Regions from separate parts of the Mus musculus genome. Here regions 2 and 3 are each linked to region 1. The links are chromatin loops, found by intact Hi-C in ENCODE. Cell type or tissue: left cerebral cortex. All regions are shown on one strand.

Region 1 (8,000 bases):
TAAAAATCACCATCATCATCACTATCATCTCTACTATTTCTATTGTCACCACCATGTGTGTCACAATCATCATAAATACCATTATCACCACCATTTCTATCGTCACCATTCTTTCATTACCACTATTGTCATCAGCAGCAGCAACAACAGCAGCAGCAGTAGCAGCAGCAGTAGTACCACCATCATCATCATCATCTCCCTTAACAGTAGCAGCATCACCTCGCCCGTTTTCCTTTCTCTTTCACAGTCTCCTAGGATGCTCACCAACCTCCCTCTCAAGGCTGGAGTCCTGGATAACAGGCTTTAGAAGATACCCTGCACTGCACATAGTCGAGCAGATGCCTCACCGTCGTGCTCTGCACACACATAGTACTGAGTCCAGTTCCCCTAGTGCCTGCACTCCTGGGTTGGAGGCCTGACTGAATCCTGGCCTCCACTAGCTTGGGATCTAGCATTGTTGCTGGGATGGAGAATGGGCTTGCTTCTGCAGGCCTCGTGTGTTCTCTCTCTACCCTTCCCCTCCAGGGACTCCCCATCCCCAGAATCTCATGCTTGTCCTTTTAAATGGTGCACCAGGGACACTTTCCCCTCAAGATATTTGCCTTGTAAGCCTGGCTCAGAACCCTCCAAAATGCCCTCCTCTCACTGAATCCAATACCTTTGTGTCCATTTGCCAGCCACAGATGGAATTTTCTAGTAGCTATAGCAAAAGGAATCAGAAGCAGGTGAAATGGACTTCACTCATATGTCTTGTTAAACCCAAAACACAGTCTAAGCATATCCCATCAATGGGAGTTAGGGTAGGAATGAAAGAGTCTACTGCCCTGGACTCTCTCCACTGATGCCTGCAGTCCAAGGCACCACTCAGCGTGCCCGAGGGATTGGCTGCAGCGCAGAGGTCCAGTGGCCCATGCTGGAAAAGCTGCAATGGGCAATGAGCGTCCGGATCACAGCACGCTCTTGTCTTCTCAGCGGACAGTGTTCAAATGTGTTGGTCAACATGGAGGGTAAAGCTGTGTGCCAGAACCGAGTGGGCCTCTTATTCTCCTGCGGCTGCCTAGTGAGGCATCAATGGTTTGATGACAATAAGAACTCATATGCCAAAGCCTAACGCTGAGACCTCATAGTCACTCCCCCCCCACTTCCCAATCCTAAGTGGCTTCTATGGCTATGGTAGTCTGGCTGTGGCTTTAACTCCTCTGTTCTCAGTGGAGTCACACTGGGGACATAGCCTTGAAGTCCCTGAGAGATGGTGGGGAGGGGGACACTACAGCAGCCTTGAGAGTTGATTCCTGTACTAGGTGGTAGTTCCCCACTCAGCTGGCATAGACAGAACTGTCACTAAACCCTGTGGCGTGTGGCGTGTGGTATGTGGATTTGCCAAAGGACCAGAGGGCTGCTCACAGGTGGAGCTCACGTCTTTCAGGAATAGTATGGGGCAGCCCTCCTATTTGCCAACCCTAGACAAATGCTATGGCTAGTGGGGCAGACTAACTCTCAGCAGCTTTCCTGAAGCATCCTGGTGGGGCTAAGCCAGACAGGGGCTTAAGTCACTGCAGACTCTGATCTGGGGGTGGGGTGGGTAGAGCTGCTGACTCACAGCTGCGAAATGGCTAGGTACATGGAGGCTGTCTGTGGGGTTATGCTTGCTTTTTCAATTAAAGGGAGGATTTCATCATGTGTCCAGGCCTGGGATTCTGTAAGGGGTTCTTGGAATAGAAAATGAGTTGGCATTCCCTATCCAAACAATGAGTCACCCTGCCCCCAGCTTTCTCTCCACCCCCTCACATACATACAGTTGTGTGAACAGCCCCCCACTCCCCACACACATGGTTAGAGAGAGAAGATAGTGGCAGACCCTGCATCCTAGCCTATTTATCCTGGAAGACATTGGCTGGTCCCTCTCTTATCTCTCATTTGAACACATGGGTGGATGTCTCCAACTTGCAAGTGTTTTTAGGGTCCAGCCTGTTTCTATACAAGGATTTAGAGTAGTAGAAAGCTGCCACTTAAGTTCAAATGTCATTAGCTGTGTGGCCTTGGGTAATTTATCTAACCTCTCTGAGCATCAGTGAATGTTGGTTGTTCTCAGGCAAGGATTCTATCTCTGCATAGACATGACACATGGGTGGGTATTGCCATGTACATTGTCCTTGGGATGGCTCACGTACTCTCCCCTTTCACTTAGCAGGTGGGCCCTCACCACTTGTCCAAGAAAAAGAAAAGAGATAAAACAAGCTGTTCTTCACACAGAGCGTCAACCACAACACTGTCATAGGTACCAGGCTTTGCATCTGAGCCCAGAATCTGCCTCCCTCCCCCACTTTGAACATCCCCCTCCCCAGCTGGCCTCCTGCTTTTTGCCAACAGCCCATTTAGCTACATGCACACCAGACAGCGTCTCCCCTCCCAGCCTACTTCCTCAAAGTCTTCTTGGCAGTGCTCACTTCCCACATACTTTTCCTTCCGTATGGCCAATGCACATCATTCTTTCCATGGGGCCCCCCTGCCCCTTGCTGGATTTGAACTCCCTGTCTGTATTAGTTCTGGAGGATGCCATGTGTGGAATTCGGTTACAAAGCCGGGCTCTGACTTCTGGGCACAGCCCAGCTCTGTACCATCAGAGGTACTGTGTCAGTGGATGGGGGTTTCGAGGGCATCCTGGAAAACAAGATGCTGGGAGACTCCTAAGAGTACAGGGTGGGCAGTCTGGGAGCTTCTGGGGACACACTCCTTACTGATGCTGCTAGGTCCCTCTGGACTCCAGGTCTCTTTACTGAGACCCCCTAAAAAGCCCTGACTCTGTTCCCCACCATCCCTCAGTCCTGGCTGTTCCAGCAGCAGGCTCAAGTGCAAGACTCTGGCTCCAGTGCAAGACTCGCCTTGAATTTCCCCTCTTGTGCCCTCACTCTGATGCTGGCTCCCCTGTCACCAATTCTCCATCCACACCCTGCCCTCCCAGGCCCAGCCACCTGTAGGCTTGTACCCAGTCACAACCAGTCCCAAGGCAGAGGCAGGCCTGCTTGCTTAACTTCCTGGACTCTAGGCTTAGGGAACGTTGGGACGGCTGAGTGCTGAAAGTGTGCCACAAGAGATGCCAGTGTGACCCAGGCCACTTGCTCATTCCGACCCTGGGCCATTCATTTGCTTCTGGTCATCCTTTGTGAATAGAGCTGGTAATCTTTCTTGTCGTAGGGTTAGATGCTATCATGAACAAGCATCGTGCACAGGCTAGAGGACTTGGGTACAAATTGCACATGTTCATTGTCTCCACGTAACACCTCAAGGTGCCTGTTACCCAGTCCCAGACATGTCTAGTTCTGAGCTTCAGTGGAAATGGACTGAGTTCCTGTGCTCACAGGCAGATTGCTGTACCGTAACTCCAAGTCTCCTGGAATACGCATGTTAGCACCCCAAAGAAGTTCTTGGTATAACTCAGTGTCAGTGTCAGCCTTTGTCTTTGGCCCTCATGTGGCAACCTCAGACTCAGCAGCTGCCCAGCAGCTCACCCTGCTGCTGGAAGCTGCCTCCCTTCTGTTCAGCTGCCCACATCACTCACTGCCCCTAGCAGCTTGCCCTCTTGCCCAGCCACCCCCGGCTTTGCTCCAGCAGGCTTCCCTGCTTTGCCACGTGTCTCCTTCCCTGTCTCTGGAAGGTGCAAACTGATGTCCCTCTCTCCAGGACCCAGATGCCTTCTGGAAATGGCAGGACAGGAACAGACCATGGAGGGTCACAAGGTGCTCATGGTGGTAAACCCAAACCTTGCTTGCTTGGTGGAGATTTGCTAAAAGCTGGCGTGCTCCTTCACATCTTGTCCTGGGGTTTCTTAGCACCTCTCTTTGGGGGACCTCAGATGCTCCGAGTCCTGGAGTTTTTAAACTGGTAGGCTCTGGATGTTCTTAGCAACCCCTCATTTTATGCTGCTTTGAATTCGTGAGTGACCCACCCAAGATCACAGGGCCAGTCCAGGGTGCAGATCCCCAGGCCCTTATTTTGTTGTATATTGTCTGTGAATATAGGAAACAGGGTGTCTCTCTCAAGGGATGCGCCTTCTGCCCCACTCCACCACCTTCTTCAGACTCAAGAATCTCTCTCCTCCCGCTGTTCATTATTCCAACCCACCTTGTCTTGACCCCCCAGTCCCTCGGGCCTCAGAACCAGGCAGGAAGGGATCAGGTCCCCTCACTGATCCCTTCTAAGCAGGACTCACCGTGGCCAGGATGTTGCCCACCCTCAGGACTGCCACGGCTGCCAGCGTCCAGGGCAGGAGCCACCTCATGCCTGGAAGTCAGCGTCACAGGAGCTACGGCTCAGCCCAGAGGATGCGGATGCCTCTCCAGGGAGCTGGGCCAGGACTGGGCTGGCCCATCAGAGCAGCGGAGAGCCTTCCTCAGCCCCCGGGGGCGTTTGTCAAAGCGACATCTGACGTCAGGCCAACAGACTAGCCCTGCATTTTCCTCTAAAAAAACTTTTTCTGCTACTCTCCCCCTCTCTCTTTTTCTTTCCTCTGTCCCCACCTCCAGCCCAGCTTGGCCAGCCTCCCCGCTCTGACAGCTCTTAAAGGGAAAGTCCCAGACTCCACAGGGTAAGGTGAATGAATTCTCACCCAGCATCCTCCACGCTCTAGGAGGGCTCAGGCTCTCCGGACAGGAGGGAGGAAACAGAAGGGTGCGGGCTGGAGGTAGGGAAGGTAGAGGCATTGTGAGGACTTTGAGAGGGCTCTGGGGATGGGGGTGGGGTGGGAGGACTTGCATCTCACTTAGCTCTTCCCTGTGCTAGCCTTTCTTCACTGTCTCCCCACCTCTGAGTCAGAGGCAAGCAAAAAAGGTTCTTATTCCAGCCAGAAATGACAAGAATTTATCACTGACACGCCTGGAGGTGCGATCTGTCAGCAGGGTCTGCCCTGCTCCTCAAGGCCATACCCACTGGTTCAGTTCCTCTCCCAGCCAGGCTGCTCTGCCAGGGATCCTCAGTCCATTAGCCTGTCTTCAGTGTCTTTGAATATTTTTTATTCTTGGAAGGACAGAACTCCTGGCCTTGGTTCTTTCCAGACCCTAGTCAAAGAAATCTCAAGTTTGCATAACAAAGAGATGGCAGGGTGGGGGTGTGTGGGGGTGGGAGTTGGGGGGTTTGGGGGATGGGGAGGAATCTTTTGAGGACCCAGATCTATAGCCTCTGCATCTTCTCAAGGGTGCTGTTCAGTCTCCTGTCTCAGATTCCCCTGTTCCCTTGCTCTCCTGTTCCTGCATCTCAGAAAAACCAGAGTGGTTCTCAGCCTGGCATTATGGACAATGAAGGTCATCTCCTAGGTACTGCCAGCCAGTGCCTGTCCTATGTTCTTCTCTTCGTCCAGACTCCATGGCACCTGCTCACTGCTGCCTGTCCCCTACCAAGTATGAAGTTTTCCTTCTGTGCACAAACCACTCCCCTCTCGTGTTTCCTGGTAGCTCAGTGTTGCTGCTTGTTTGGGGGATGCTGTCTGTTTGGAGCTGCAGTGGCTGTACCCACTGAAATCATTTTATTCCCCTCTCGGTCCACCCTCTGACTACCACACATCCCATACCTCCTTCCTGCCCCCCCCCATCTCCATGAGGATGTCTCCACCCCCTACCCCCACTCCACCAGACCTCTAAATTCCCTGGGGCCTCCAGTCTCTTGAGGGGTTAGTTGCATCTTCTCTGATTAAATCCAGACCCAGCAGTCCTCTGCTTTATATTTGTTGGGGGCTTCATATCAGCTGGTGCATGCTGCCTGGTTGGTGGTCCAGTAACTGAGAGATCTAGGGGATCCACATGAATTGAGGCTGTTTGGGGACCTCATTTCTTGAGAGAGAGAGGGGCGAGGGGGAGAGGAAGAGGGAGAGGGAGAGGGGGAGGGGGAGGGAGGGAGAGAGAGAGAGAGAGAGGTAGAGAGAGAGAGAGAGAGAGAGAGAGAGAGAGAGAGAGAGAGAGATTCATGTGATGGCTGGAACTGAAGCAGCCATTTTGGTATAAGAACAAGCCCCTGAGACTGATGAAAAGATCTGGGTTCCTGGGAGTTTATCTTCTTATTGAACCAAATATGAAATGAATCAGCAACTCATGGCCTTAGTCATAGCTATTTGGATATTTTGTTCTTTGGAGCCAATCCATATTAACTGATGTTTGAGTACCTAAGGGAATTATATATGCAAAATGCAAAACCAGGCAGGGATGTGGAACCAGGAGACTAACCACCTCAACAGCTTGTCGTTTTTTTCTGCTCATTAACTCTTCAATTGGTTCTGTAGCTGGAACATGGCAAAGCCAGCATGCTAGCAGGTAACATTAAAGAAGTTTCCCCAAATACTGGGACCAGTGAATCATTTACGGCCACTTGGCAGAAAGCAGGCATAGACACGTACCCTTCAGCTGGGGTGACTGGCAGGCACATGTCTCTGGCAACTTCTCAACAGTTGTTCTTTAAAAACAAACAAACACTTAAACGATCTATCTTTGGGGAAATTGAGGCTCAGAGAACAGAAGTCTAACAAGCATCTTAGAGTAAACAGCATAAATTCTGAGTATAAATTCTCATGGTATAAGTGGGGCTTTGACCCATGTTGAGGGCAGGTGCCATAGCCTTCTTTGATCTCTACTTCAGCCACTTCTTCCTAAAATATGGCTCCTGACAGCTGCCTCATATCTGTCATGTGTGACTTTCAAGTCTTAACTCCATCTGGCTCCTTTAGTGAGAGGCGCGGGAATACCTTCAATTCCCCAAAGCAGACCCAGATAGACTCTTAGCTTTTAGGAGTCACTCAGGATGTGGGACTGAGGACTCATTCTCTGGCTATCTCCGTACCTGACATCATTCCCACGTGACTATTCCCATGGACCAGGGCTTTCTGAAGAGAACTGGGTTGAATTCCTGCTTCCTGACACTTTCAGCTGGGTGGCCTTGGAGAACTCACATGAGTTCTCTGTGCTCTGGCTTCCTTCTTGTGGCTCCTGGCCCTGAGAAAGTGGAGTGAGTGTGTGTGTGTGTGTGTGTGTGTGTGTGTGTGTGTTACACTTGTAGGCGAGAGTAACGCAGAGCACATGCTCAGTAGGCCCCTTCTCTAACCCCTGCTTCAGAATGTTCTCCATCTTTTTGGCCCCTGTCCTGGTAATACTCCCATGGTGGGAAGCTGACCTAGGGCATTTCTGTGCCCCATTCCCTCAGCCCTCCACACATATACAGGTCCCAGAAGGACTGTGTTTGCCTGTCCCCTTGTTTCTTTCAAAGCTCTGCTTTCTACTTTATCTCAGAAAAGGTATCTGTACTGGCTGCCACGGCAGTCGGGCAGGCAGGAGGTGTCCTGGCAGATCTCCCGGAGCAGCTGTAAATAATAAATAAATTCCAAAGAGGAGATGGGGGAAGGGCTCACAGACTAGGGTCAGAGAAGAGCATTCCTCCACCAGGCAGCAAGGCTGGGCTGACCAGGGCCAGATGCACATTAGATTCCAGACTCAGTCTCAGGACCAAGTACCCTGAGGCTCCAAGGCTGACATCTGCATTAGATCTGCTCACAGCCTGTTTGCCATTTATCCTTCCTATGAACATGTTGGGAGCCCACACTGTGTGCAGGTGTCAGAGGCCCAGATCTATGCAGGCCCTGGCTGGGCTTTTAAGCATGCACATTGGTGGTGGCATTGCTGCTCTGGGATGTTACCCTGAGTGGTAGTCGGTGGATTGAGCTGTTGGGCACAGACTCCACCTCCTTTCTTGGGACCCAAGGGACAATGCACCCTGGACCATACTACCACCGTGTACTCACAGTGCCTCTGTGGATGGTGCCGTCCTTTTTGGGAGGGTCTCCTAATCCCTTTAATGGCTGCAGCCAAGGGATGCTGGGCATGAGTTTTATGGGCCCTTGCCCTCTTATGTGTTTTGGGGTCCAACAGGGTCTCTGCCCAATATTTTATTCTGTGCTTGGGCCCTTGGTTCTAGTCACAGTGATCTGAGCTGGGCACAAGATGACTGCTGTCGGCCACCAGGGA
Region 2 (8,000 bases), 120 kb after region 1:
GAAGCTTCTACAAGAAACCAGTGCCCTGGGTATAATACAGAAACTGTCCTGTTAAGGTTTCTATTACTGTGAAAAGATACCATGACCATGGCAACTCTTAAAAATGGAAACATTTAAATGGGGCTAGATTACAGTTCAGAAATTTGTTGTTTATCATCACAGTGGGAATCATGGCAGCATGCAAGCAGACATGGTATTGGCGAGGAACTGAGAATTCTATATCTAGAACCACAGGCAGAAGGAAGAATGAGCGTTGGCTCACTTCTGAAACCTCAAAACCAACCCTCAGTGACACACTTTCTCCAAAAATGCTGTATCTTCTCCAACAAAGCTACACCTCCTAGTCCTGTCAAACAATGCTACTTCCTGTGAACTTATCGGAGGAGTTTTCATTCAAACTATCACAGGCACTCAGCTTCTCATCTTATGAAATGCTCTGTAATTAGAAGGTATTGGCTCTATCCTCTGAGCTGCTTTGGTGCTGGGTCTCTAAGTCACTCCATCTGAGGCTGCTCCAGCAGTATAGAACGAAGCTAGTTCATGTACCCAGCAGACAAGACATTCAAATTAACGCTAGAGGTAGGAAACTTTCTGAATCAGCTTGTTTCTGAACACAAGTATCAACCAACTGGAAAACACCATAAAAACTAATATGCCATTCACACCAACCAAATTATGGCATGCTAAGGGTCTCAACTCATGATTACAAAGACTTCCATGGAAAAACTATCTAAAACTCTATGAAACAATCCAAGGACACTCAAATATTGTATTCACCATTCTGTTATCAGCTTAATTCATGGACCAAGACTAGACATTATAATGACATAGACCTACCCATAAAATCAATAGATTAAAAATTCTGTGAAGTTATACTCAAATTCCCAGGAGAATTATTAGAAAAACATCAATAAAGTCATTATAAAATCTGTACAGAAATATTTGTGCTCAAGACTGGCCAGAACAATTTAGAAGGAGACGAGCTAGAGGAGAACACTCCCACTATGTTACAGGCATCAATCATAGGCAACAGTTTGTGAGACCATGTCAGAATTCTCTCACCCTCCTGGGTATTGGCTGTGGATTACAAACCAGAGGCAATGCTGAGTGCTAAGAACCTGATAAGATAATTAAAATCCTGAAAGAATGGCTATATTTGGATATGGTAGAATGAGAATCACTCTTGTTAGGCGAATAACAATGTAAAGTCAGGCAGGAGGCTGAAGAGATGGCTCAGTGGTTAGGAACAGTGGGTGCTCTTCCAAAGAACCTGGGGTCCATTTTCAACCCTTATGCCCTGGCTCACAGTCATCTGTAACTCTAATTCTAGGTGTTCCAATACCCTCTCTGACCTCTGCAGGCACCATGCACATAGGCAAAATACCCATATACATAAAACAGTAATTTTTTAAAAAATCAGGCAGAATTCCTCAAAGCCGATAACTATGTTATCTTGTTGCTAGTGGAAACTTCTCCCTACACTGGGGGAATGGGCAAGGCTCGGAGCCTTGGGAAAGAGATTTCCAGGGACCTAACATACACTGTCCACTGAGGATAAATATGCCCAGAGGGGTGTCTGATCTTTTGATTAGTCCATGATGCCATCTACAAAGATTCTGGGCCATTTCCATAGCTATCCTGGGACATATATAGCCTATAGGCTTGAGATTTGGCACCGCAGGGCACTTTCCAGGGTTTGTGATGGCCATGGTCACATGGGAATGGAGCAGGGAAGGATGGGTACAGATTCAGCTGAATTCCAGAGGCTGCAGCTGACCGGGAGAACAACAGACAGTTCTGGGTTAACAGCCTTGACTCTCCCTGGAAAGCTGGCCTAACTCAGCTCTGTCAGATGTGTTGCTATGCCAAGCTAATTTCTTTTTGAACCTGGCCCAGGGCAGATACGCTATCCTGGGACTTTTTCAATTGAAGACGTGGATTCCTTTGGAATTGGAGGTAGTAAGAGGCTCAAATTTCTAGCATGGATAGCAGCTTCGAAGCCTTAGCCACATCAGTTTCTTAATGTATTGGGCAGTAGAATTAAATATACTAATTTTATGCTAAAAAATTCTAGGTGAAGGGTTTTGCCAAAGGATCATTATCTAGGCTTACCTAGTCATAGTTTGACCACTTTTAAAGTACATCTTGTTTGTTTGTTTTTTTGCTTTTGAGACATCTTTTTACTGTGTAGCCTGCTTATCCTGGAACTCACTCTGTATACCAGGCTGGCCTCAAACTCACAGAGATCCACCTGCGTCTGCCTCCCGAGTGCTGGGGTTAAAGGCGTGTACGACCTCATTAAGAGAGAACTCTGTCACCGGAAGAGCAGCTTCATAATGAGGAACAACAGGTGACCTGGACTTAGGTCTTGATCCCTCATGAAGTCTCTTCTCTGCTACGTGTACTTTGTTAAGTTGGTGAAATTCTCTAAGCCTCACATTTCTCATCTCAAGCTAGAAAGCAAAATAAAGAGCCTGTGCCAGTCAGTGGGAAGCATCTGATATAAGATAATGAAAATTTTGCCAAGTACAGGACACTAAATATAGCTTATTAATTACCAGCACAGCAGCTTCTCTGGATGATTGTGTCAACAGTCCCCAAACCAGGGTTCACAGAGAGCACTAGATCTTAGGCATAAGCCAGCAGCTTCCACCCTTTCCCCAGACATCGGTTGGTAAAGAACACTGCAAGAGCCATGAATGTATTGAAGCATTTCTATTTGCTCAGTTCCAAATAAGCTCACCCGATCCCAAGGACTTCTGGGAGTGGTTGTAAAAGCTGCTTCCAAATGTGTAAAGCAGACGGAGGGGTTATTTTTAAATGCACTGCCATTTGTTTCTGACATTCCTCAAACACTTAAAACTCCACAAAGAAAAGTCTGCCTTCTGGACCCAGTGAAGGTATTTAAGCATCTCTAGGTCCTAAAAGGGGTCTGGTTGCTAACAGGGGCTGAGAGGAATACCTCCAGGATCAGCCTAGAGCACAAAAGACTGAGTTTAACACTAAGAACTGGAAGATCCTCATGCTCCAAGCTCTCATCACTTGGATCTACTTCAAAATGGAACCAAGCTGCAAGAAGCATAAGAAAGCATATGCCAGGAAGAATGTGGCACACTGGGATCCCTGGGTCCCTGAGAACACCAGATTACCTGTTTATTCACTTGCACACTGGCTGCCTGTGTCCACTGCATAGCACTTGCTTACTGCTAGGTGTGCTGAGCCAGGCACCTGGGGGAAAAGGTACACTAGCTATTCTTCTTCAGATATAGGATATGTAGCAGAGGCTGACTTGGCCCTGAAAGTAATCAGTTTCTTGTGGAAATCAGGACAGGTGCTGTACAGGAAATATTTGGGTAACACACACCATAGAAAGAGCTTAGTTCTGAGACAAAAGTCTGGAAGGAATTTTTAAATGATGAATGGGCAGGGGAAAAGGATGGGGGTGTTCTTTGTGAATGAAAACATATGCACAGGTATAGAAAAGTCCAAGGAATAGAAAAATCCCCTGCAGCTCAAAGAGGGAAACAGAGAGGCAAGTGGCTCTTCTCTCTGTCAAGGACAGTGACAGTACCATCAAGCATCAGTTTTGGCCAAGCAGTGACATTCTCCTCCCTCATAATCAAAGGTATGGGTCTCAGAAGGGTTAAATGAGGCTAGAGTATATAGTTACCTGGTTTAGAATTACTGGCAAAAGCAGGTCTATGCAGTATTAGGCTCAAGGTTTTGGTTTAAATGCTCCTCGTCTTCTCTTGTTTCTGTGTGTGCATGTGCATGTACATGTGCATATATGTGAGTAACTATATGTGTAGGCACAATTGTGCTCCTGCACATGTGGAAGCCAGAGGAGAACCATGGATGTCAGTCCTTAAGCAGAAATCATTAGCTGTTGTTGTGTATTGTAATTGTTTGACATAGGGTATTACTCTAGCTTGGTTTTGTCTAGTAAGCTAGGCTGGCCAGTGAGACTCAGAAATGGAATTGTCTTCTCCTCCCCAGTGCTGGGAATATAAGCATACACTACCATATCCAACTTATTTACATGATCCATATTTTATGAATTTCTAAACACATGTTCTGAAGTTTATTGGCTGAGTCATTTCCCCAAATACCTCGATGTTTCCTTAGCTTGCATTACTGGAGGCCTCCTCACTATTTCTATGCCTGTAATACTCATGTCACAAACTTTCTTCTTATTCAGTTCTAAGGGAATCTTTCCAAGATGGGATCTCAAGCCACTTTCCTGGCTTCTTTAAAAGCCTCAGATGTACCCCTTGCTCTTAGAAGTACTGTAGCCAAAAGGAAAATAATGGGTATCTATCACAGATGAGCAGATGTATACACACACTGGTCAATCCTTACTATGGGATATTTTTCATATCTAGAGTACATTTATAAAATTAGTATATTCTTGGTGAACCTTAGAGATGGTATGCTACATGAAATACAGAAATAATGAACACCCCGTGTTTTTAGCAACATGAAGTCCTAGATTAGAGAAAATCAGAAGGAAGGAGAAGACAGACTTGCTGTGGCTTTGTGGATAAGAAAGTACAGGGCTCCCATTCAGTGGATTTTGAGTACATGAGAAGATAAAAATAGTTCTGGCACCAGATAGCAATAACGGTCACCCACACTTCAGAACATGTATTTAAAAATTTGTAAAATCTGAATCACGTAAAAAAGTTGAATATGCCAGTATATGCTTATACTCCCAGTACTGGGGAGGAGGAGACAGCTCCATCCCTGAGTCTCACCGGCCAGCCTAGCTTACTTGGCAAGACCAAGTTCTGGAATGTCCTTAGTGCCACTGATCAGACTCTTACAAATGGCTAGGATCATAAGAAGAGACAAGCAAATATCTGGACAAATGCACAAGCAAACCCCCTGGGTAGTTTCTATGCATGCACCAGTCAGGCACTACTGCAAACACTGTCCACACACTGTCACTGTCACCAAAGCTCTGCCGGTGGTCAATGCTTCCACAGCCTTTAGCAATTCACTCAGATATTCCCTGCAGGGCCGTGACCCTTCACACTGTTACCATCCAGTATCCTTGTCAGGGGCCTCTTTTTAAACGTCTTACTATCCTTTAAAAATATCTGCCTTATGCATGTTGTGTGTCCTGCCTTGGAACCCACAGCCTCCTGTGAAGTAACGTGTGTCTGATTTATCATGGAACTCGAGCATCTAACACAGAGCTGCTGACCAGCCAGATTCTCTATACAAGCAGAAGCTAGTCTGTGGCAGAATAGCTCCTGATTTATCCAATTAGATAATTTCTTCCTTCTTGTCACCATCAACATCAGTGAACCATTAGCAAAAGCAGCAGCAGCAACAGCAGCAGCATTCCCACTTAGCTGGCATCTCAGCCCACTAGGCAAACTCGTGAGTAGTGAGTTTTCTTCACTGACAAGAACATTTAACCCCAATAAGAATCCAGGGGATAGAGATACCCAGGCATGTAGAATCTTCCACCCGAGAGGAAAGCAGTCAGGAAGCCTTTTAGCCTCCTGCACCACTCATGCCTGGAGTGATAGTTTGAGCAAGAACAATGATAGCATGAGGAATGACAGAAGACCAACAACAACCACAGCCAGCCAGTCTCCAAAGTCAGGGAGATTGTTGAGTAGTACTGAAAACAAGCTGTGCAACTCACCATAAGCAGTGCCTTCCTGAAGAGCTGGAGCCTTGTAGGCCTGCTGATGAGAAGGTGTATGCTGGCCACATCAGCCCCACTACGGTCTGCTGCCAGTGTCACACGCTGAGGGTCCCCACCAAATGCTCCAATGTGGGACTGCACCCACGTTAGAGCTGCCACTTGGTCCAGCAGCCCCCAGTTGCCAGCTACTTCATCAGAGCCTGCAAAAAGAGGGATGTCATTAGCATGTGTGTCCTAACAGCTTTAGATGTTCCAATCACAGTGCTATGTGAGACACAAGGCTCCTTGTGGGGAATTGGGTTCTTGTCCACTCAGGCCAGTACCATAAGCTACAAACACAGGTTGGGACATTGTGAAGAATGTGGGCTTTGGAATCAAACTTAATTTGACTTGTCTTTCAGCTTTGGACTGACTAGTCAGGAGACTGGAAACATCTCTGCTCTCTGAGCCATGGCAGAGCAGAGGCTATGCATGTTTAGTTCTAGCCCAGACAAGGCCATGATTCCCACTTGATGGCTTAGATTCCACTACGGGTGGATCCATCAAACAGAGGCTAGACCATGCCAGGCAAGGGAGAACAATCTTTCTTATGTCTAATCTTCTGTGGCTTTAGAAGTGTGCCACTGAACCCATGTCTCTTTCCTATATCATAGAATTTAATAACTATTTGTTGAAGATGCAGCACCATATTAAATGAAATTACCCACATACATACACACAAAATAACAAAAAAAATGTATACATCTCCTTAGCTCTTTTCAGACACTACAGTGTTCTTTGGTTGTTTCATGTTGTAATAACAGAGCCTCCCTGTTGGTTTACTGTACTGTTTAGTCTTCCAATATCAGACTGTGAATACCAGGCTTCACTCTGGTATCATCCTAAGTTCATACACATATTGGCTTCTCAGAATCTGCCCTTAGAAGCCATCAGATTGGCATGCTCTGGGATCACCTAGTACAGTAGTCTCTGGGTACAACTGTGAGCAAGTTTCTAGGCTGGCTGACTTGAGGTAGGAGGACCAACACTGAATGAGAGAGGTATTATCCCATGAGCTGGGCTGCTGAGCTGAGTGAAAAGGAGAAAATGATCAGAGCACCAGTGCTCATGCCTCTCTGAGTCCTGAGGGCGAGGACCATGCTATCAGCTACTATAAGTTCTTGCAATCATGATCAGATATACTCTCAAAATGTGAGAGTGAGCCAGAGGAAACTCCAGCTTCCTTAAAGTACTCTTGTCAGATATATTGTCACAGCAAAGAGAAAAGGAAAGAACATGCACTCTGCAACTCCCATCACCATCTGCATGCAGATATATACACAGCCCACATCTCCCTCAAGCTTCATTTGCAATTCTTCATGAGATTTCACAGGTACCGCTATGATTGAAGGGATTCCATATAGAACAAGAAAGTATCAGAAAGACCCCATATTCCTAAATAGAAAAGGTAGGAAAATCTTACATTCTGGTTGCCTGACCCAGTATTTGAAAAGCTGAAGAGAACAGCAGCCTGGAGTACATAAATAACAGAAAGTACTCTTCCAGCTGTGGGCTTTTCTCTTCTCTTAAAATGCTTTTCATGTTCTGGGTCTGGTGAAGCTATTGGCAAAAGCTGCCCTTGATGTGGCCTTTTCTGGATTGCTCCTGAGTTCCATTTGTCAAGACCAATGTGTTTCTTTCCTCTGGACCTCTGGGAGTCCAGGAGAACAGGGTGTTGAGTGAGTAAGAGCAAAGTGAATCTAGGAAGTGACATCCATAGCCTGCATCATCAGGAATAGTGTGAGAGGACTCTTCCTGACTCTTGCTGCCTGTGTAGTCAGCTTCCCTCCTTGTGATGAGGATTAACATAGCCATTAGGAAGTCTTTAGATTCTTGGGAAATAAGAACTAGGGTTCTTCAGTAAGACCTTCATCCATCAAGGATAAATCTGGCTTCCTTCTGTGCCAGGGGCTGTGCCAGGAATTGCTGAAAGCAGAAAGTAGTCCTGGGGCACAGTTCCCAAATTTTCTGTGTTTACACTTCCCAATGTACAAACACTTTGGTCTATATCTCCCAGGGCATATTCTCCACAGGCACAATAAGGCAGGGGATAGGTCACGGAGCTGTGAAGGGTCTGGTTCAACCTTGGCTTTCACTTGTTTGAAGTATAAAAACTTGTCTAGATGCAAGAAGCAAATGTGAGATTGAGTTGGAACTCAAATCCTAACTCACAATTAGAACTCTTTGTCTTAAAAGTCAATCCAACTCTATAAACACCTCTGAGAATTTTATGACAAGCATTACAGAGTGCAAGTGCTGGTTTCCAGAACCCTCACCCACTCGTTGCCACCACATCCAATCT
Region 3 (8,000 bases), 160 kb after region 1:
ATACACACACACACACCAAATACATAAATCATTAATTGTAAAAACTAATTGGAGCTAGCAATTAAATGATAGCAATACTTCACAGTGTTACCTTCTGGATCCTTCCCATTTGATACATATCCAGTTGTTGGCAGATTTTCTTATTTGACTTATTGCTGATGTTATTAATGGTTCTTTAAAATTTGTATTGACATATAGTCACTATATGTAATGATGGACTTTATAAGAAAATTTTCATTGACATTTATCATGTACTTTGACCATGATAATGCCTCATATCCTCTCCTTTCCCCCACTACTCTCCCCTCCCACTAAAGCTAGAGGCTTCTCTATTTTCTGGCAAGTTCTCATCCTCTGGTGCCACACTGGCTAAAATTAGATTTCTTCCACCCTCTCCTCTTGGTGGTAAACACTCCTCATTTTTTTCTCTGTTCAGTCTCAGACTCATAATCTAAACAGAAACCCAGCACTCTCAATGAACACTCTCATACAGCACACACCCCTGGTAGTTTGAGGGGAAAAATATCTGCCATGGGCTCAGATTGTATAAAACCATTTCTTGGTGTTCTGTAGGGTTAGTGGTAGGGATATTCATTTGATGTGGGCACCAGAAATCAGCCCTGGATGGGGTAAGTGATCTTAGATAGAACTTAGCTAGTTTCTAGAAACTGAGCATAGGAGCCCTACAATCCCTTGACTCTATGAAGGTGACGAAATGCAGGCTTATTTTGCTTTGGTGATGCCCACATCTATCACCTCAGCTAGCTGGGGAACACCTTGGCCTCGGTGATGGAAAGCTTTGCAACTTTTGCACTCAGCACCTGGACTGATGCCTCCCATCTGCCTGGTAGGTTGTGCTTTGTGGTAGAGGACATATCCCAAGGTTGTGGTTATATCACGTGAGGACCACTACTAAGTCATGGCTGGCCACACCACCCCTCCTTCAACCCTCTGGTCCTCTCTCCAGTAGCCTTTTGACATCTCTCCTTTGCCATCTTTGAAGTGGAATTTGCTATGAGCTGGCATTCAGACCAAGTCCAGAAGTGAGGAATGCAGTGACATCTGAGGAATGGAATTCCAAAGTGTCAGAGATGCCAAGCAATTTGCTGCAATAACCACAGATGACTTGAAAGCATTTTCTGCTTTCAGGAGTTTGACCTGCATTCCCTGGGTTGTTTGCCTCAGCAGGTGGTCCAAAGGATCATGAAAATAACACTGAAAAGCAGACTTTGGTGTGCTTCCTGTTTAAAGGAAGTGGAGTCTACTGAGTTGTAGATTCCTAAACTAGGACCCTACCCACATTAGCTTTCGATATCAGATCTAAGCCTGGATAACCTTGGTCCAGGTCTCTGCTTTATTCAACTGTGACATTAGTAGCTAGCTGATAAACAAAAGAAATGCACCCTACTGAGGATTGCCATGGGACATACAAGTGAATGACCAGATAGTTGGAACTTGGAAAAAAAAATCCCCAGTTTAGAACATACACTCACACACACACACACACACACACACACACACACATCAGATATATATATATATATATATATATATATATATATATATATATACATACTCACATACACCACATATATACATACACAGATACCACACATACAACATCACACACACACATATATATACACATGCACACGCACACACACATATGTGTGTGTGTGTGTATATATATATCACAGACCCCACACACATATCTCCAACACCACACAAACATACACATAGAACATCACACACACACACATCACACACACACACACATACACACACACACACATTCATGCCTACATACATACACAACACACAAACACTATATATATGATACCACACACACACCATATACATACACATAGCACACACACAGAAACATACATGTAGCATATATGCATAGCACACACACACACACACACGACTGAATTGAAAACCCAAAGCTTGGGCTAGAGAGATTGTTCAGTTGGCAAACTCTTGCCTCACAAATGTGAGGACCTGAGTTTGTTCCATTAAGCCCATTCAATAAGCTAGGCAAATGCTTGTAATTCCAGCGATGGTGAAATGTAAGGTAGCGATAAGCAGATCCTTGGGAACTTTATTGTCCGGCTATGCTAGCCTCAGTGAAACCCCTGGCCAATGAGAGACCCTGTCGCAAACAAAAACTGGAAGGCACTAGGGAATGATACCCAAAAACGTTGTCTACTGATAAACACACACACACACACACACACACACACAGACACACACACACACAGACACACACACACACAGACACACACAGACACACACACACAGACACACACACACACACACACACACACACACACACACACACACACACAGAGGAACAGATGAGCCAGATGAGCAGATGAAAGGCCTAAATCCTTCAAAGGCCTTTCGTTGTGACTCCGTTGCAGGGAGGCCAAGCCAGGGCACATTCCTTGAACACACACAGCAAGCACACGCTCAGCATAAGCAGTTCAGTGACTTACTGCTGCCAACTTATCACGTCTTTCCTGAAATGCCTGTTTTCACCCTGCGTGCCTCTCAGAATAATGAAGACCATCTGTGAGGCAGCCATCCCATAAATAAGCTGTTTGATTCTGTTTACCACCAAAAGAAGCTACTTCAGCTCCCTGGAATTCTGCCAGATTCTGCAGTGTATTTCCAGGCTTTGGTTGGGTGTGCCACGCAGATTGCCTATGTGTTTTCTACACTAGATTTTAAACTCTCTGTCACTAGTCCAAAATTTAGTAAGGCATATATAATTCTTCAAAGAATAACATGCATACTATATTGCTCTGGGTATCAGCAGGAGTTTTTTAAAAATAATACAATATCATCCAAAATTCTCTCTGCATATCTGAGAGTACGAGAGTGGCTAAGACTTCCAGAGCCTGGTTTTAGGCCCAGGTGCCTCCTTAGGAGTGACCTAACTCCTGTGTGCCTGTTTCCCATCAGCTGTAAGATGAGAATGATTACAATGACAGTGCATCCCTTGTCCTTGAATCACTGTGTAGGTGCAGGTCTCAGCCTTGGTGCTATCTGACCTAACAGTCCTAGGAGGTATTTTGTTTCTATGACAACCGATATTGCTATCCTCTCTTCCAACCTAGCAGGCAACTGGTTTAAGAATTATTGGAACTGCTTCTCAGAACACAGATTCCTGGTCCTATTGGGCATGGTGGCCTGAGACGTAGCATGTCTTACCAGTTGTGGGCGATACTGGCCCCAGTGTGGCTAACCTTGTGAACAGCACTGGCCTGGCCAATGGCATCTTAGGACAGAAAGGAAAGCCTGTCCTCTTTACTGAGCATGCTAAGAGGGGTAGGCCGGAAAGAAGGCAAAAAGGAGGCCTGACTGTCACAGGGAGGTCAGAGGCCTTGGAAACTCAGTACCCTTCTCTGTGAGCTGAAGGGCAGGCCTGCTCTCGGGCTCTGCAGTTCTCTCTGCCTGCTGTACATCACCATCATCTCTAACAGGCCTGTCCCTGTACCCCTGTGGTTAGAAGAGGGGGTGCATTAACTTCCCAGGGGAACAGCCAGGGTCGCTTGCAATAGTCTTCCACCCTTACTTCTCTGCAGGCATTTTACATGAGACTTTGCAATGCCTCCTACTAATGGAACAGTATTTCCTGTCTTTTGGCTTCTGGTTTCCCCATGCGGTTTATTTATGCACCAAAAAAATGAGGCAGAGATGAGTGTCTATAGACTTTCAGAAGCCTTGCACTTCTTCCTTATTCTGTCCTGCCTCTGCCACCTGCTGGAAAAGAGTACACTCATTCCCAGTGAGGAGGAAACCAGCCGGAGCAGGACCAGCCCCAGTTGGCCCAAGGATAATGGACCAGCAGCTGGACATGTTAGAGTCCTAAGGGACCTTGGACCCAGCTAGCTGAAGCTTTGAAAGCTAAATCAAATAAATCAACTTAATGTTTTGATGATAGACATATATATATATATATATATATATATATATATATATATATACATATACATATATGCATGCCATTAGCTTCCTGTGCAGCTTCATGGGTGCCATTTCCTTCTATACTATAAATGGAACCTGCGGAGCCTGGAGGGTGAGGTCAGTGTGATGAGGATGTATCTGTACCTGGTAATTTTGAAGCTGAATAGGGGTACAAGCTCTCAGGATGTAGACCTGCATCTAAGAAGTTAACAGAGCCCTCACTGGTGGGAAGAGGAACTTAGAAGCATGGTGAAATATAGAGGCTTACTTACCCTGCAGGAACTCTTGGCCTCCCAGACTCAAGGTCATCTGGCGGCTCCCCTGGTCATATGTCACCCCAGCACATGTAGCATTGGCCTGAGTAGCAGAGGTATCCCTCCAGTCATTGATGTGGCAAAGCAGAATGTCAGGAGAACTGAGAAGTCCACAGATGGTGGGCCCTGCCAAAGGGAATAGGCCAGTGTGAGGGAAACCATGAGGGCCATGCACAGCTGTCCTTTACTCTGAGAGCCTGGGCTGCCTGAGGATGGGACAGGGACACTGGGGCACCAAAGCCTGCTTTCAACTCACTTTTCAAAGATAGCCTTAGCCGTCCTCTTATGTGGCACTAATGTACTACACAGGGAGGATTGTGGACATGTTCAGTTGCTGGCACCAGCTGTGGACTTTGTCATGTTGTCACATGAGGGTTGAGATGCTATTGGGGAGTTAATGTCCACAATGAGCACACAGAAGACTCTGCAGTACAGCCTGGCTCAAGAGTCCAGGCCTCATTAGATATCCTCATATCACGGACTGTGAGACTGAGACACTACAAAAGGAGAAGTGGGTTTTTCTAGTGTCTGAGCAATAGTGAAAGGGTGGAGGCAGCAGCCGCTGCGTTGAGGAGCAGATTGAGCTGGCTGTAGAACCGCAGAGCAGTCTGGGTACAATAAAAATGTGGGAGCTCAAAAGAAGTCTGAGCACCATGGTTTATGTGAGAGAAAAAGTGATCAAGAGTGTAAGGGGGAAAGGAAAAACCAGGCAGGAGGGGAGGGAGAGAAGGAGGGAAGTAGGGAGAGAGGGGGGAATAGTAACATATTTAATTCAGAATTGGTGCCCTTGACCCTGACCCCCAGATAAGAAGCCACACATTTTCCTCATGTTTCTAAGATAGGGACCAGTTACTTGCTAATCACATCCTTTAGTTTCAGTGACACTTATGTAAACCTTAAGGCATGGGAGTTCCTTAGAGTCCCTCTTTCCAGTAGCCTCCACTACAATGCAGGTTTGGACCCTCAGGAGTTATCACTAACTACTCCTCATTGAAAATATAACCCATCCATTGGGATTTAGAGGAAGGTAGTCAGAGGAGGCTAGAGGCAGCTGCAGCTTTTGTGAGGGATGGCTAGGAGGGGTAAGGGAAAGGAGGAATTTTAAAGAAACTAAAGGTTTTGAATGCTGTGGTAAATAAAGGGTGTAACAGGATTTTGTCCCCAGATCTCAGCAAGTCCAGCCAAAGCCCCCTGAATTAAAACTCCTAACTACCCCCTGTACCAGATGAGTTGGGAAGGACAGCCAGATGTTTTTAGCCATGTCACAAGGGCCCAAATTCTGACACTGCATGTGAGGGTAGGGGTGGGTAAGTGCTGGGCAATTCACTGATGACAAGTTAGACTTGGAAGGAATAGAAAGCAGGCTGCCAACCACAGTGTTGTGGAAAGAAGGGCTTGGAAGGCTCACTGCCCCCATGGAACAAAATGATCCTTCATATATGATCCCAGGGAAAATGAAGTCAGTGTTTCCATGGAAGCATCACATGGTCTGCTGAGTAACACAGCATCTGGAGAAACAGTCGCGCCCGCAGAATATATGTTTAGTTCAAGGAGGCATCCTGTCTCTGAAGACAGACTTTCTAAACTTGGGTATGGAGAAAGACATGTGTTGATGCACAAGCGAGGGACAGTTGATAATTTGCCCATCTAAATACTAATAGGAACCCACACTGTATACGGCTGAAACCAAAAGGATGATTAAGAATCAAGTTGTTCTAACCATCTTTTAACTAAACAATCTCATTCTGGGGTAGAGGATGTAGCTTCATTGGTACAGTGCTTGCTTTGCATACATAAAGCCCAGGTTCAATCCCTAATACCACATAAACCTGGCATGATGGAACATGTCTATAATAATAGCACTGAAGAGGCAGAAAGAGGAAGGTTACAAGTTTAAAGCCATCCTTGGGTACATAGTAAATTCTAACAGGATAAGAAAGATAGTGTTTCAATAAAAACAACAACAAAACCCAACCCATTTCCTTTTTACCACTACTGATGCAGAGAGCTGGGCTGGGCATCTTCCAACATTAGTCCCCTTGAGCTGTCAGCAGCATGAGGGACTCTCAAGCCCCCTGCACATACTACCCTCCCTCACTTGGTTACTTTAAGCTGCCCTGGGTTTCTTTCTCCTTGCTTAGTGGTTCTACCTTTCTTTCAGGTAGTCACTGGGCTATGACCCACTCATTCCTCACCCTCTCACCCATCACCGATGGCCACCCCTGCCCCCAGAATCCTCACTTGCACTCAAACATTCTTCTATTTTAAAACAAATGAAGACAGGGTCTAATGTACGCTAGGCAGCCCTCTGATGTGATGACTTTGAACTTCTTATCCTCTTTCCCTGACCTCCTTAGTAGTAGTTATACAGTGTGCACCTCCAAACCTGGCTTTCTGTGGTGCTGGAGATGGATCCAAGAGCCACAGGCATATACAGCAAGCATTCTACCAACTGAGCTGCTTCCTTGGCCCTATCCTACTACTTCTGATGCGACCAAGCACTGAGGCTGCCCCACTGGTTGCTGTCTTCTCTCCATGTGTCCTCTCTGATGACTCTGGATGCTACTTCCCATCCAGTGCTTTCTGTCTTTCATCCACTCTGCCCCTCCAGACTCTGAAGCTTTTCATCCAAAGTGAGGCATGTTTTATAAATGTCTCAAAAGTGTTTCAAACTTACTGTACCCAGAGAAGACTCCCCAACTCTCCCTCTGGTGTCATGCAATAGATAACCTGGCGTCTCTGCTATGCATGACTTACCAGAGAGCAGACTCCTACCATGTGAGCCAGCCACATGTCTCCTTCTTTCTTACTACCCACATCCAGAGTCCTTTTGAATTTGTCTCCTTTTCCTCATGCCACTGTCACCACAATAGCCCAGGCCACCAGGTCTCCTGCATGACTTCTCACTGTCTTGACCACTCCATACCCAAGTCAGCCTCATCTGCTCCGTTCTACACTCCAGCCAGAGTGCTGACTTCAAATGCAACTGTGACCGTGATCCTGGCATAATACCATTCCAGCACCACAGAAAGCCAGGTTTGGAGGTCCACACCTGTAATCCTACAACTAAGGAGGTGGAGGAAGAAGGATATGAAGTTCCAGATTATTGAATTAGAGGGTCTGCCTAGGATACATTAGATCCTGTCTAAGCCCCCCCCCTCTTTTTTTGCCGTAAACAAAAGAAGGCTCAGGTCATGCTCAAAACTTCCATGGCTTCCAGGTGTTCTCAAGATGAAAATGCTGGTTAATGCTGCTGAAAAAAACCCTGATGAAACCTCTCCCTCCTGCTCCTTCCTAAGATAAGACCACCCTCTGCTAGTTCTCCTTACCCTGGGAATCCAGCTAACTCAGTGTTCCTTCTCTTTATCTTGCACTTACTTTCGGTAGTCTTCCTCCTCTGCCCAGGACTACCATCTCTCTTCATGGCACCACATAAAAGTCTACACTCTGTCTGAGACCCAAGAAAACTTCATTTTTCTCTCTCTGAATAGGACAAAACACTTACCATAGGTTTCCAAAGTTGTATTTAATGTTCTTTTAGGACCTAGTAATTACCAATTATCCTTTTCTCTCTCAATAATTTTATCAGGGGGTGGGGAAGGACAGTAGGCAGGAAAAAAGTGTGAGCTATTTTTCAGCCATCCACTCACCATGCTGACAATCTTACTTAGTCCGCTAGTAATCCTTACAACAGATGGGAGTCTCCCAGCCTCT

The links. Hi-C counts contacts between places; a loop is a spot of excess contacts. Peaks named below come from ENCODE experiments on the same cell type or tissue, not always from the same donor. Only the 100,000 strongest peaks of a DNase experiment are listed, where the experiment ranks them.
Region 2: it touches region 1 in a loop (5-fold over the local background); 3 of 42 quality-filtered maps call a loop at or near these places.
Region 3: a loop joins it to region 1, with 3.0 times the contacts of the local background. A loop is called at or near these places in 13 of 42 quality-filtered maps.

The regions. Positions count from the first base shown.
Region 1 is chr15:66,887,845-66,895,844 of GRCm38, reverse strand. It overlaps Ccn4 (cellular communication network factor 4), which reads right to left and starts at 4,476. Exons shown (of 5, transcript NM_018865.3): 1 at 4,211-4,476. The coding sequence starts at 4,279. It overlaps Gm46514 (a long non-coding RNA gene), which reads left to right and starts at 4,514. Exons shown (of 3, transcript XR_001781648.2): 1 at 4,514-4,585. In left cerebral cortex, no CTCF peak of the experiment used is centred here; DNase peaks (open chromatin) are centred at 1,656, 2,384, 3,082 and 4,479; H3K4me3 peaks cover 1,535 bases; H3K27ac peaks cover 2,067 bases.
Region 2 is chr15:66,771,138-66,779,137 of GRCm38, reverse strand. Tg (thyroglobulin) reads right to left here. Exons shown (of 48, transcript NM_009375.2): 41 at 5,657-5,859. Among named protein-coding and RNA genes, the nearest start is that of Sla, 57 kb to the left of the region's middle. In left cerebral cortex, no CTCF peak of the experiment used is centred here; DNase peaks (open chromatin) are centred at 6,688, 6,980, 7,662, 7,980 and 3 more places; H3K27ac peaks cover 303 bases.
Region 3 is chr15:66,725,928-66,733,927 of GRCm38, reverse strand. Tg (thyroglobulin) reads right to left here. Exons shown (of 48, transcript NM_009375.2): 27 at 4,245-4,412. Among named protein-coding and RNA genes, the nearest start is that of Tg, 59 kb to the right of the region's middle. In left cerebral cortex, a CTCF peak has its summit at 3,741 (motif pointing left); DNase peaks (open chromatin) are centred at 3,739, 4,236, 4,793, 5,783 and 3 more places; H3K27ac peaks cover 853 bases.